Regions from separate parts of the Homo sapiens genome. Here regions 1 and 3 are each linked to region 2. The links are chromatin contacts, found by Hi-C or POLR2A ChIA-PET in ENCODE. All regions are on one chromosome and are shown on one strand. Each heading gives the region's core, a stretch centred on a gene start or an enhancer-like site at or near the end of the contact. The rest is flanking DNA. Distances are from core to core; before and after follow the strand shown.

Region 1 (3,979 bases), core at 954-3,453, 1.0 Mb after region 2:
CCTGACACAGATGTGGGCTAGAGCTAGGATTGATTGACATACTCAAAGCTTCCCTTGCCATTCCACTGCAACCACACATCTATAAGTCAAACACCACCCACAGCTGCAGCTTCCAATCTCCTTTTTAAGGAGGAAGAGTTATTCCAAATACCACATAATAGACAGTATAACTCTTGGCGTATCAAAAGCCTTTGATTTTTACTTTAAAAGTTGACAAACTTTCAAAAATAAATTTTATGTTCTAATTCAAAAGACATCAGACATAATGTGATATATTATTGGTAGATTCGGAACTATCATGATGAATACCAATTTCCATACCTTCATATAAGAATGAAATAATGCCCTTAACATCTGTGGGAAATCCAAATCAGCCCAGACATGTATGCTTCTTAAATTCACATTCATTTCTAATCTTGTTCTTGTCCCTTTCCTCCCCTTCTCTTGTTATGAATTCCTTTATGGCCAATATGTCTGAATGCAGGGGCTCTTTTACCAACTGGAAATCTGTACCTCGTAATGGACTATAGCTTAGAAAACAGAAGCCATCCTGTAAGTGGTAGTGGATAGCCCTCATGAGAGAACCTGGAAGATATTCCTATGAAAAGTGTAAGGTACTCTTACCTAATTTGGTTGTTTATCAAACTCTTGGCTATATTTGGCTTTCAGCTGTAATACAAATTGTGAATGCAGGGAAGGTAAAATATCATTTAAGAACTAATCCTCAGAATATTCATGTAATAGCCCAGAGTATATCAGTATCTTGAGTGGAAAAACCAAGGCTCCAAGCAAAAATTTCTTATCCAAGTCACATTAAATCCATTATCATACTGAAAACTGAACTCATGCATTCATGCATATACTAAGTAGGTCTGTGTCCACTTGGAGATTAATAGATACTCTGAATTTTGATTACACATTACTCAGTCTGCTCTTCTAGCCCACAATCTCTAACACTTCATTTCACTCTATGCCTTAGAAATGTATTCCATTGAGAATTTCTAGGCATGTGCATGATGCCAAGAAGTCAGAATGAGTATGGGTCAACCCCTAAATTGGAGATTCTTAAGTAAAACAGGCAAAAAGTAATGTATAAACTGACCAAAAATAATCACATCCCCTTGAAACCAAGTATTTACTTTAAAAGATTAGGGCAATTTTTCTGCTTCCTGAATTGTTGGGATTATAACTCCAATTCTTCACTTACTTGGACTTTGCCAGATTTGGCTTCAAATCATGTGGCACTGATGTAAAACACACCCAGAGACCTACCATGAAGTTCAAGCACCAGGAAAGCAGCACCACAAGGAACAAGCAAAAAGTAGCAAAACAGAAAAGTTAACCACTCCCAGGATTTCTAGAACACAAAATCCGTAAGAGGCGAAACCAGCGAATCTCTCCTACATGGGAAAACTTTGTCTTATGGGGAATTTTCAGGCACAAAAATAACCCATGTGACAAATAAAGATGATAGAAACAGGTAGCAAAATCCTACAACGGGCAAGAATGCATCTGGTGTCATCTGTGACACCAAATTTCAGATTCTCTCTCACGTAGAAAAAGAGTGGGCTTCAGCCACAGGGTGGAGGGACTGCCCATTGAAAACTACATATGGTACCTCTAAAATGGTATACTGTCCCCACTGTTTTTTTAGAACAACTAGACCTGAAAATCTGTTCTGAATGGAATAATCCCCTTAAGATCTGTGTTTGGTTCCTCCCTTACTGAACAGCATCATCTCTCCGCTCTCCTTTCTACAATGTAGTGATGAATAAACTAAGTGCAAGAAAACCGCACTAATATGAGTGGAATCAAATAGATCAGGCAGGCACAATGGCTATGTTTCAGGAGGCTGGATAATTCAGGATTAAAATATGTGCCTCTGTATGCCAAGATGCAATGAGCATCCCAGCCATTTCATTCAGCAAATCAAATAGTCTCTCTTTCTCAAAGACGACCATGTTGTGGAGCAAATACATTTAGGACCAGTGTTACCGGAAGCAAAAGAATGTTTTTCCTAAGTGCCAGAAAACAGGCGATTTAGACATAAGCAAACAGCCCAAAGAACCTGCCTGACTCTTCCCTGGCAGAGGAGAGCCACAAATAAGGCAATAACATTTCAGTTTCATGAGTCAGATGCTAGAGAATGAAAAGATTTCCTCTTTCTGCTGTGGGTCATTGTGGGGATGACTTCAAGAGATATCACCATGGAGTTCACACAGCACAACAAGCACAACAATGGAAACTTGGAATGGCAGCATTGCCTGCTCTCTAACGTGCCAAATCCCTTATGTTAGCTCTTATACACATGCTATTTGCTTAGAGTATTATTTTTTTCCTCCTCATCTCTGCAATTTTGATAATAGTTTCTTTCCCATAAGTTTCTTATCTGACTGCAGAATCTAGTGGCCTTATAAGAATAATTGAAGAAACGTAAAGCCTCTCATTACCAACCAGAGAGCCTTAAATACATGTACCATAAATGTTTGTGGAATCAAACTTTGCTTAATCAACATCTGTTTGAGGCAAATAAATGTAAAAGTTATTCATTAGGGTCCAGGTCATCTCCACTATTTGAATTTGGGTAAGATTTGCTCCTGCTGTAGTCCAAAGGAGAAGTTATATTCATGAATATTTAATTAGTGCCACCTTTTAGAAAAAAAAAAAAAAACTAAAAGGAGAGCAAATAGCAGCTGCTTTCTAAAACCTTACTCTTTCTTGCATCCTCAACCTCCAATAAGAATTCTATCCAACCATGCTGCATATACAGATGTTTTAACTTTCCTCCCTGTGGCAACAATTGTAGAGTTTGTCTTACAACTCCAGCCCAACTCTTTTGGAATATACTCCACTGACAATTAGGGCAGGAAAGCTTAGGGCTCCCAGGCACTGGCATAGCTTGGGCTCCTTCCATGACCCAGTCTCTACCAAGTAGACACACCCACATGTGATTTGGAAGGCCAGAGGCAGAGCCTCGGCTTGTGCTGCTTCTTTCTGTTGATGAGCACAGCCATGGAAGATATTAATTTCTCTGTTGCAGTAATAATCAAGGACCCAGGGTCGAGTCCTTAGTATGGTGCCACACTGGACCCAGTAAGCCTTTCCTGGGGCCAGAAGAGGAGGACTGAGCAGAAGGCAAGAGAGAAAATATCCAGACTCAAGGTTCCTGACTCACAGCTCAGAAGGAAAAATAAAAACTTGTGGAGGGAGAGACAGCCAGATAGCTGAGGCCTGAATTGCTAAATAGTAAGGCTAGTGCCCTTCTCTCCTAACCTAGGCAGACAGCAACCCTTTTAGAAAAGTCTCACATCTGTGGATATGAACAGACACTTCTCAAAAGAAAACATTTATGCGGCCCAGAAACACAAGAAAAAAGGCTCACATCATCACTGGTCATTAGAGAAATGCAAATCACAACCACAATGAGATACCATCTCACACCAGTTGGAATAGTGATTATTAAAAAGTCAGGAAACAACAGATGCTGGTGAGGATATGGAGAAATAGGAATGCTTTTACACTGTTGGTGGGAGTGTAAATTAGTTCAACCATTGTGGAAGATAGTGTGGCAATTCCTCAAGGACCTAGAACCAGAAATACCATTTGACCCAGCAGTCCCATTACTGGGTATATACCCAAAGGATTATAAATCATTCTACTATAAAGACACTTGCACACGTATGTTTATTGCAGCACTATTTACAATATCAAAGACTTGGAACCAACCCAAATGCCCATCAATGATGGACTGGATAAAGAAAATATGGCACATATACACTGTGGAATACTATGCAGCCATAAAAAAGGAATGATATCATGTCCTTTGAAGGGATATGGGTGAAGCTGGAAGCCATCATTCTCAGCAAACTGACACAGGAACAGAAAACCAAACACTGCATGTTCTCACTCATAAGTGGGAGATGAACAGTGAGAACACGTGGACACAGGAAGGGGAATATCACACACCGGGGCCTGTCAG
Region 2 (4,176 bases), core at 1,220-3,719:
AATTGAAAGGGGCGCACCATTTTTTTGCCTTCTTACTGCGGGAGGTTCCTCAACCCCAATCTGGTTGGAAAATAAAACGCTTTGTCTCCACAACCACCCCCCACAGCACCCCCACCCGCTCTCAGTGTGTGTTTTATACGTGTGTATATCTCAACCCCCTACAGTAGCCAAGAGAAAGCAGCTAGCCAATGAGAGAGCCCAGTTTCATAAAAGCTGCTCTCTGATTGGCCCGATGCGAAAGGGCACTGGGAACAAAGAAAAGTCCCTTTCAGGTATAGAGGCTGAGAGCTTCTTTTGCTCCACTCCCCCTGTGTGTGTGTTGTGTTTCAGTCCTGATTTAGTGTTGCAGAACAAGCTTGTTGTGTGTGTGCACCAGGGGGATTTTTGTTTTGCTTTTTTTAAATTTTAATTTTTGCTTTTATAAAAAATACACAGGACGGTCTGTGACATTTGATGGTCCATCTTCTTTAATAATAAATTTGTTGAAGAGATTATAATTTCCAAAATAAAGCGGCTGCAACCAAACACATTCAATGCAGTTAGAAGGAAAAGGTCAACTCGATCCAATACAGACCGTAAGTACGGTTGCGTGGTGTGTCTCTATATAGCACTTAGCGGGGACTTCATGCAGGGGAATGTGCGAGTTTTATGCATAGAAATGAGGAACTAGTTACAGGGTTTGGCTTTTGCATTTAGAACAACAACCCAAGAAGGGTGAATTTTATTCAGTGGAGGGTGAAGCATTTGTAACTTCACACAAATTAAGCTTGACTGGGCACTCGGGGTAACTTAGAGGAAATTAGCTTTTGGGCTCTAACCCAAAGGAGAATAAAAGTGACACAGTTGCATATCCTGGTCTGCAGTGTCAATTCTCTAGCTCACCTTACTCCCTCCCTCTTCTGTCCTAGCTGGGCAGACCCCCCTCCCAAAGCGATCCAGGAAAATGGGGGCAAGGGCAGAACAAGCCGATTTCTGTCTCCTGTCAGATCCCAGTGCCCGATAATTTAATATTAAACAAGGGAATAGTCACTCATTACATGTAATGGTTATAATTACCATTCGCCATCTCCTTAAAAAAGCAAGCAACAAAAATACCATTAAGAGAAAAAATAAAAGCCCCACCCAACCCAAACAAACCCACAAATAGTAACAATGGTGTATTTATTACAGGACCAGGCTGGGGAGCAAGCAAAAGGTTTTTCTTTGTTTAATACATGAAGTGGGGGTCCCTAAAATCCAAGTAGCTCGGAGATACCCTTCTCCCTCCCCCAGGCGTCCCCGTCCCTGGCCCCTTGGGAAAGCCGACAAATTGGAGATAAGTTGAGGAAAGGTTTATAAAGTGTTTCTTTAAAACATCTGCTTTGCTCTTGTGCTCATTACATTTCGCTCCTTCCGAACTTCGGAGATCCTAGATCTCCGAGAAATGTTTCACATTCATAACTTGTAGCTTCGCCCACTGCGGGGGGGCGGGGGGAGGAGGTTGGGGGAGTGTGTGCAGGGGGAGGGGAGAGACTTTCAGCTTTTTTTTTTTTAAAGACCAGATCAGTATTTTCTTGATACGCTTGTCACCATTTTTGTTCTCACGACAACCAATTGAGCCCTTGATCCTCACGTGATGTGAAAGGCTTGCACTGTAACAAAATCGCTCCTTTTAGATGGTTGGTTGTTACTAACTCGCCCATCCCCCTCTCCCAGCCCCGACATTTCCAGCAAAGCGACTCTCCACTTCCAATCCATCAACAATTCATTACTGCTTTTAGCTTCCAAACGCCAGCTAATTAAAAATACTAAGCCAAGCTCCGGGGCCATCTGACTAAACACAGGAGGGGCTGGGCGAAGGGAGAGGAGAGAAAAAATAAATAAAAGGGAGACACACCGTTTGCTGCGAGTATAAGAGGGAAAAACTCCCGAAAAGGGTCGCCTTAAAAAAAAAAAAAAAGAAAACAAAAACCTTATTTTGACTCTAATTATCGAATTACCACATGACTGGCTGACCTGAGCGACAGAGGATTCCACTCCCCTCGGGAGCTATACTAGGAACTCAGTTCCTTTTTCTTAAAACAACATAAGACAGGAAAACATCACATCCTTTAGGTTTCGAAGACTGAGCCCATTTTAAACGCCGTTATTTTCCCCACCCCACCGCCCCAAGCCCCCCGCCCCCCGCCCCGAGCGAATGCTGTTATAACTGGTTTATCAGCTCACTGAATCATCTGCTGTCTCCTCCTCCACACCTTTCTTTTTCTCCTCTTGCCCAGTTTCTCATCCCACCCTTTCTTCTCCTCCTCCTCCCTCTACTCCCCCCCTCCTTTTCTCTTAAGTTAGTTCAAGAAATCAAATCTGTCAGGACGGGCGGAAAAATGCCACTTCCCGACTAACAGGCGGAATCCAGCCCAGATTTTCAGTCCTTTCTTCTTATTCTTTCTTCCCTTTCACTAATTTATCCCGATGTTAGCACATTCTGTCTCGTTACTAGCGGACGCCTGTAGGTTTGCTACATGGGATCATTACTGATCACGGTGACTCTGAAGTCTGGAACTGAAGGCGGAATGAGAAGTTGGGAAAACTTTTTTCTCTAAACTCTCTGTTTTTTAAAAAACTATTATTCTCGATGCTTGTTAAGAGGAAAAAAAAACCTTTGGTGCTTCTGTTGTGAATGTGAAACATTATTTTCCAGCTGTACAGTGACACATTTTTTTTAAGGAGAAAAGGACTGATTCGTTTGCCAAAAGGGGGGTGGGGAGGTGGAATAATGTTATCGAGTGATTATTCTGGCTGAGATGTGTTATTTGGTTTCTTCCTTCTTGATCATTTGGTGTTTAAGTAAAATGAGGCACAGGCTTGTTTGCCGAGTGGAGTGGGAAAGGCATTTTGATTTGCTGGCCTAATTAAAAAATGATAAAGGATTAAAAGGTAAGCAATGTCTGTGTGTGTGTATGTGTGTGTGTATGTATATTTATTTATTTTTTTCTTGACAATCAACTGTTAAAAAGGGGCTGATCCCTTTAAAAACCGTTTTAACTGCTCTTTGTCAAACACACTCATTTGCGGTCATTGAGGCCACCTTGGCGCAGATCACTTAAAGTGTATGTCTTAATCAGTTTTCTGTACAGTCAGTAGCACCGTATTTAAGAGAGTGAGCAATTCTCTGACCTAGGAATATGGTAGAATTGTTTAAATGTATTTTTTTCTCAAAAGGCAGGTATTTAACTTTTTATATAACACTGTCTTTTCTAGAGAGAAATGCTCTTAAAAGACATGCATATTTCAAAAAAGAAATTGTAGAAGCTGTTTGGGAAAAGAGGATAGGAGGGAGGTATGTGTGTGTGTTGGGGGCAGTTATTGGTTGTTTTTTCTGTTCCTTACTAGGAACAAAAAACAGATTGCCCAGACAATTTGTAAAAAGAAGTACTGAAACCTAAATTAGAAATAAGGAAAATTTAGCAACATTCTATTCTGAAAACTAGCCTCAGAACTTCCAGGGTCTGGTCTTCTAAATTGCAAGATCTAGGACATGTTTAGGGATGTTTAAAGCTGTGTTCTTCCTTCTTGTCTGAGTGTTCAGGCTGTGTTTCTGGGGTTGAGATATCACATGTGCCAGACTGAAATCCTAAACTTTAAAAAAGAACACAAAAACCTTTCTGGACTTGAATCAGATCCTTAAGATAATTTAATGCTTTTAAAAAGGTGATTATCCTTGTGTTGTTGATAAAGGGATTTTCTTTTTAGCTACCGTAAGATGCTTACTGTCATAGGTTTATTTTTCGGGTTTGGTTATTTTCCTTTAAACCTGATATTGGACTGTGAGGACAATACATGAGCCACCTTACTCTCCATCCTTCCCTGTCCCCTTTACTGATTCCCCAATACTAATCGTTTTTTATTCTGGTAACACCCAGACAAGAAATATTCGACTTTTCCCCCCCCCTTCACAGGAAAAGGTGGACCTGGACTGAGGGTGTAAAATCCCTGGACACATTCGTGGGGCAGGAAAAAGAAGAGGAAGATTAGAAGATTTTTTTTTTCTTTGAGAGAAAGCCCAGCGGAGATAAACGAATGTCCCCTCATCTCCAAAGAAAAGTTCATCGGATTTTTATTCTAGAGAGCTCATCTTCAGGATGTCAGTGAACATTTCTACTGCAGGAAAAGGTGTGGATCCAAATACAGTTGATACTT
Region 3 (4,143 bases), core at 587-3,086, 1.3 Mb after region 2:
AATTGGAAATGCTTTCTTTCTCTTTAGCCACTAGTTCAGTTGGCAAGTGCTTTGTATTTATGAGTCTTAGGTCAAAGATTCACTCTCCATGTGATTTTCCTCTTACTTTATGGAGAATATCTGTCCACGTGATCATACATTGTACTCCATGCCCTGGGTAAGCACCTGATAAAAAAAAAAAATTGGCCTTTGGTCACAGGCAGGAACTGAATAAGTGTATATAGATTATTAGGTGAAAATCTAGTACACCTTTGGTGGAAAAAAACCCTCAATAAATAATAAGTTATTAATTTGGTGGGACATCTTCAAATACAAAATAACCCATTGGCTTAAGTGCATGCTTGCATCATGGGGTAATTTGCACAGTGCTTCCAGTTGAGTCTGTGACTGGGAACAAAGGATAAGCTGAGATAAATGACAAGCAAAGTTGGACATCACTCTCTCCCATGGCACTTGCCAAATAATCAAAATGTAGAAAATATTAAGTACAAATATCTGAGCCTATTTTCTAGGAATAATATTTGTCCTCCTTTCACTTCCCTTTCCCTCTCCCCATCCTTCCTCTTTAATTGAAATGCCAATAGGAATTTGACAGTGATGGACACCCTAGTGGCCTCATAATGAAGTTTGCAGATCGGGTGCAATATCTCCACTTCTAGTTGCACAAGACTGAAAAATGGTTATAATTATCCTTCTTTGCATATGTTCAAGCACAGTATGGTATTGCAGGGTGCTGTCTCTTAAAATTGTGAAACTGCAAGTCATGGTGTTTTCAGAAGACTCGGTGAATATTGGTTTATACCTTTTAGTTCCTAACTACTTGAAGCTTCCCTGTGAGCTGTATCAGAGAGGATGGATAACCAAAACAGAAACATTTGAACTCTCTGAATAACTGGGGTAATTCCTTTATGAGCTTTCTTTTTCCTTTTAAAATTTGAAAATAATATATACCATCCTATATCACACACTCTGGTTTTATGTTAAAACAAGCAACCTGATTTTTCAATGCATATTAAATATAAATATTTGCAAAGGAATATTAGTGATAATGATGATGGGGCAGTCGTGATGGTTTTGGAAAGTTTGTATGTGAACAATAGACCTTTCCATTTATATATATATATATATATATATATATCACTTTCTGGTTTCAGGCTGCTACTGCTATTTATAGTCTACCCTTGATGGTAAGCAGATGTCTCTACTCTTAATCTCTTTCCGTAGCCTTTGTTTCAGGCAAGCTGGCTCATTTCTAATTGTTCCACACTGGGCTAATCCATCCCTTTTGCTTACAATATGCTTGAATGGCACATGGTTAGATGCTGCTACAACGCAGATATTAGGGAATCCCTACATAGTGCATTCTGTGAACATTCCCTGCTCATTGGCATTACATAAAAATGCCCATTATTGAAATGCAGAGATAAATAGGGTTCCAGAACCAAGTGACTACTAGTGCTTCAGGACCTTACTATTTTCTATTAAAGTTGATTCAGAGATAAAGCTCACAAAACTGGAAACACCACCAGATGGGACATCAACTGGAGGTTAGATGTACTTCAGGATATATTAGCAACTGTAATCACAAATTGTTCAGCTATATATTCATAGTAGAAAAGATTATTAGTGGATCAGGGATTCCTAATCATCAGAGTGTGTGGCAGATTAATGTGAAGAGAAGGTTTACAGCCAGGCTTCAGATTATTGTGTACAGCCTGCAGCCAACTGTATCTCTACTATGCCTGTAGTAACAGTGGGTATACATACTTGTGCATATAAACATGACTCATCAGAAATGTCCTGCAGAAAAAAAAAAAATAGTTCGCCATTCCTCACTACTTGTAAACCTACATTTTTCCCTTAGAGTTTCATGTAGATTAATTTCCTTTTCTGTCTACCATTCTAACTCTCAAAGAAAAAGCCTTCTAGGAAATATAAATCAGTGGGTTGCCTCAACTGACATAACACTGAATTGAGAACTTTATCAATAGTTGATATTATGGAGACATTTAGTACTTTTGAGGGAAAGTTGTTTAAGGAAGTAGATACCCATGGGACTATCTTACTAGCACTGCATGCATTTCAGGCTTTTACTGTGCTCAATCAGTAATGTGTTAAAATCACAAAAGCATATGGAAAGCTTTACTTTGTTTAGGAAATATGTTTACTGAATACAGTGCAGGCATATACAGTTGCCCAAAAGGGAAAACTAAGAGGAGATTCTGTTTGCTGATTGCTTAAAGGGGGTTTCAGGATTTTATTAGCATCTTTATGTAACCAGGAAAGGGGAATCAGAGTCCTGGACTGAGCCTAAAGTAAGATTTAAGCCCATTCAAACATGTCTGAGGAACTTTTAAGCAGGACTTTCATGAGTCCATTTGCCAGAGAGTTGCTCTTTGAAAAACGGGAGAGGTAGGGAGGTTTTGTGCCTCAGGTATCCCTGTTTCATAGCCAGGGCCCCAAGCGTGAAGTTTAAAGAGAAAGGCGTAGTAGGCATGAAGCATCGAAGCAAATTCCCTAAAGCACTCAAGGGAGTAGAATGTGGCATCAAGAGGCAGGAGGCTAAGTATTCCCTTCCCTTCTGGGTGGAAAAGACCTTGGCTTTGGTACAGTAAGACTCCTGGAAATCCAATGTTGGGAGCATCTAGGGGAGGCACCCTGGTGTGGCTAGACATTAGCCTTGTCACAGGACCAGCAGCAGGGGAGGTAAAACGTACCCTCAGGTAGCTTAGGCAGGATCTGAGTTTTTGTAAGCCCATGAAAACCTTAAATGGGGAATCCAGACATATATTGGTAAGACTTTAAGTGGGGCAGAATTCCTGAAATCACAGGCAGGGGAATGAACCAGTGTTCTCCCCTCAATATTAGCCTATGTGCAATAATGACCACAGACAACATTTCTTCTGAGCATCTTACAAGTCCTAAATCATCGCCTTTCTAAGTTGGATACTATTATTATCTTAAGGGTTTTTTTTTAGATGATAAAACTGAGACGCAGAAAAGTTAAATGACTTACCTAAGGTGACACAGTAATAAATATAGAGCCCAAAATCAGACCCACCCAGACAATCTGACCCCAGACTTCTCTCTTTACCCCTTTACTATACTGCCTTGCAGTATTAAACACACTGGTCTGAGATCAATCAGGTTACCTATGTGACTTTCTATTTTCTTTCAGGAACATCGTCCAACCCTTATAAATCTAAGTAAACATTAGAAACTGTTTATATTATGATAAATTAATTAGCATTGAAAGTTTTCTCTTTTTTTTTTTTCCCAAGACGCAGTCTCGCTCTGTTGCCTAGGCTAGAGTGCAGTGGTACCATCTCGGCTTACTGCAACCTCTACCTTCCGGGTTCAAGCGATTCTCTTGCCTCAGCCTCCCAAGTAGCTGGTAATAAAGGAGCCTGCCACCACGCCTGGCTAATTTTTTGTGTGTTTTTAGTAGAGATGGGGTTTCTCCATGTTGGCCAGGCTGGTTTCAAACTCCTGACCTCAAGTGATCTGCCCGCCTTGGCCTACCAAAGTGTTGGGATTATAGGCAAGAGCCACCACGCCTATGCATTGCCTAGCCAAAAGTTGTCTAAGTATCATTGGATTTGCAGGAAAAATGGCACTTTAGAATTATTTATTAATTTGACAACTGTATCTAAACACTCATGAATAGCTGTCAAATTAGTGAAGGTAAAAAATGCAAAAAGAGTAGTTGAGGAAGCTTGGTATATGGAATGGACATGGAATGAGCAAAACCTAGTTCAATTTTGACTCTTTTGGCCACATATTTTACTATACTTACATTAATTTCCTTAATGAGAAGCTCTGAATCTAGTAGATGACAACAAAGGAAAGAGCTCCAAAAACATCGCCGGAAACATGCAGGGTTCATAGTAATCAGCTACTTAGAGAAGCATAGAGAGGAAGTAGAATAGGGCACGGAGGGGAGCCTTCCTCTCTTTTAATCATTCTATGTTGTGAAAGCAGATGCATTATAGATTAAAGATCGTGTTTGCATCTAATAGGAGAAGGGTCTGGCTTGACTGTTAGGAGAGGTAGAAAAGCTTTTTAAACATAGCATTTTGATTTGTTTTTTTTAGTTATGGTCTTTGAGAATTCAGCCTGTCAGGGTTTGAGACCTTTTCCTTC

What was found. A loop is a pair of places that touch in the nucleus more often than their neighbours do. ChIA-PET counts read pairs that join two places held with the same protein, here RNA polymerase II (POLR2A). Pooled maps may share reads with other maps.
Region 1: a loop to region 2 is called in a map of endothelial cell of umbilical vein, with 12 times the contacts of the local background. The contact joins the enhancer-like site here to the promoter of ZNF608 in region 2. A Hi-C loop is called at or near these places in 3 of 168 maps with a recorded cell type or tissue (endometrial microvascular endothelial cells, endothelial cell of umbilical vein and sigmoid colon) and 6 of 50 pooled maps. POLR2A ChIA-PET finds 5 or more read pairs at or near these places in 1 of 52 experiments (activated CD8-positive, alpha-beta T cell).
Region 3: a map with no recorded cell type shows a loop between it and region 2 (2.8-fold over the local background). The contact joins the enhancer-like site here to the promoter of ZNF608 in region 2. A Hi-C loop is called at or near these places in 1 of 37 single-sample maps with no recorded cell type and 2 of 50 pooled maps. POLR2A ChIA-PET finds 5 or more read pairs at or near these places in 1 of 52 experiments (WTC11).

Annotation. Positions count from the first base shown.
Region 1 is chr5:123,698,980-123,702,958 of GRCh38, reverse strand. No RefSeq gene overlaps it. Among named protein-coding and RNA genes, the nearest start is that of CSNK1G3, 190 kb to the right of the region's middle. Within about 2 kb of position 2,203, at least 5 of the 41 ENCODE cell types and tissues checked have a DNase peak (open chromatin) inside an H3K27ac peak, as active enhancers do; they include endothelial cell of umbilical vein, where a contact is called at or near this core.
Region 2 is chr5:124,744,932-124,749,107 of GRCh38, reverse strand. It overlaps ZNF608 (zinc finger protein 608), which reads left to right and starts at 2,469. Exons shown (of 10, transcript NM_020747.3): 1 at 2,469-2,913; 2 at 3,936-4,176. The coding sequence starts at 4,119. RefSeq lists a silencer at 112-351 and enhancers at 231-1,229, 1,357-1,536, 1,230-2,228.
Region 3 is chr5:123,452,369-123,456,511 of GRCh38, reverse strand. No RefSeq gene overlaps it. Among named protein-coding and RNA genes, the nearest start is that of CEP120, 31 kb to the right of the region's middle. Within about 2 kb of position 1,836, at least 3 of the 41 ENCODE cell types and tissues checked have a DNase peak (open chromatin) inside an H3K27ac peak, as active enhancers do.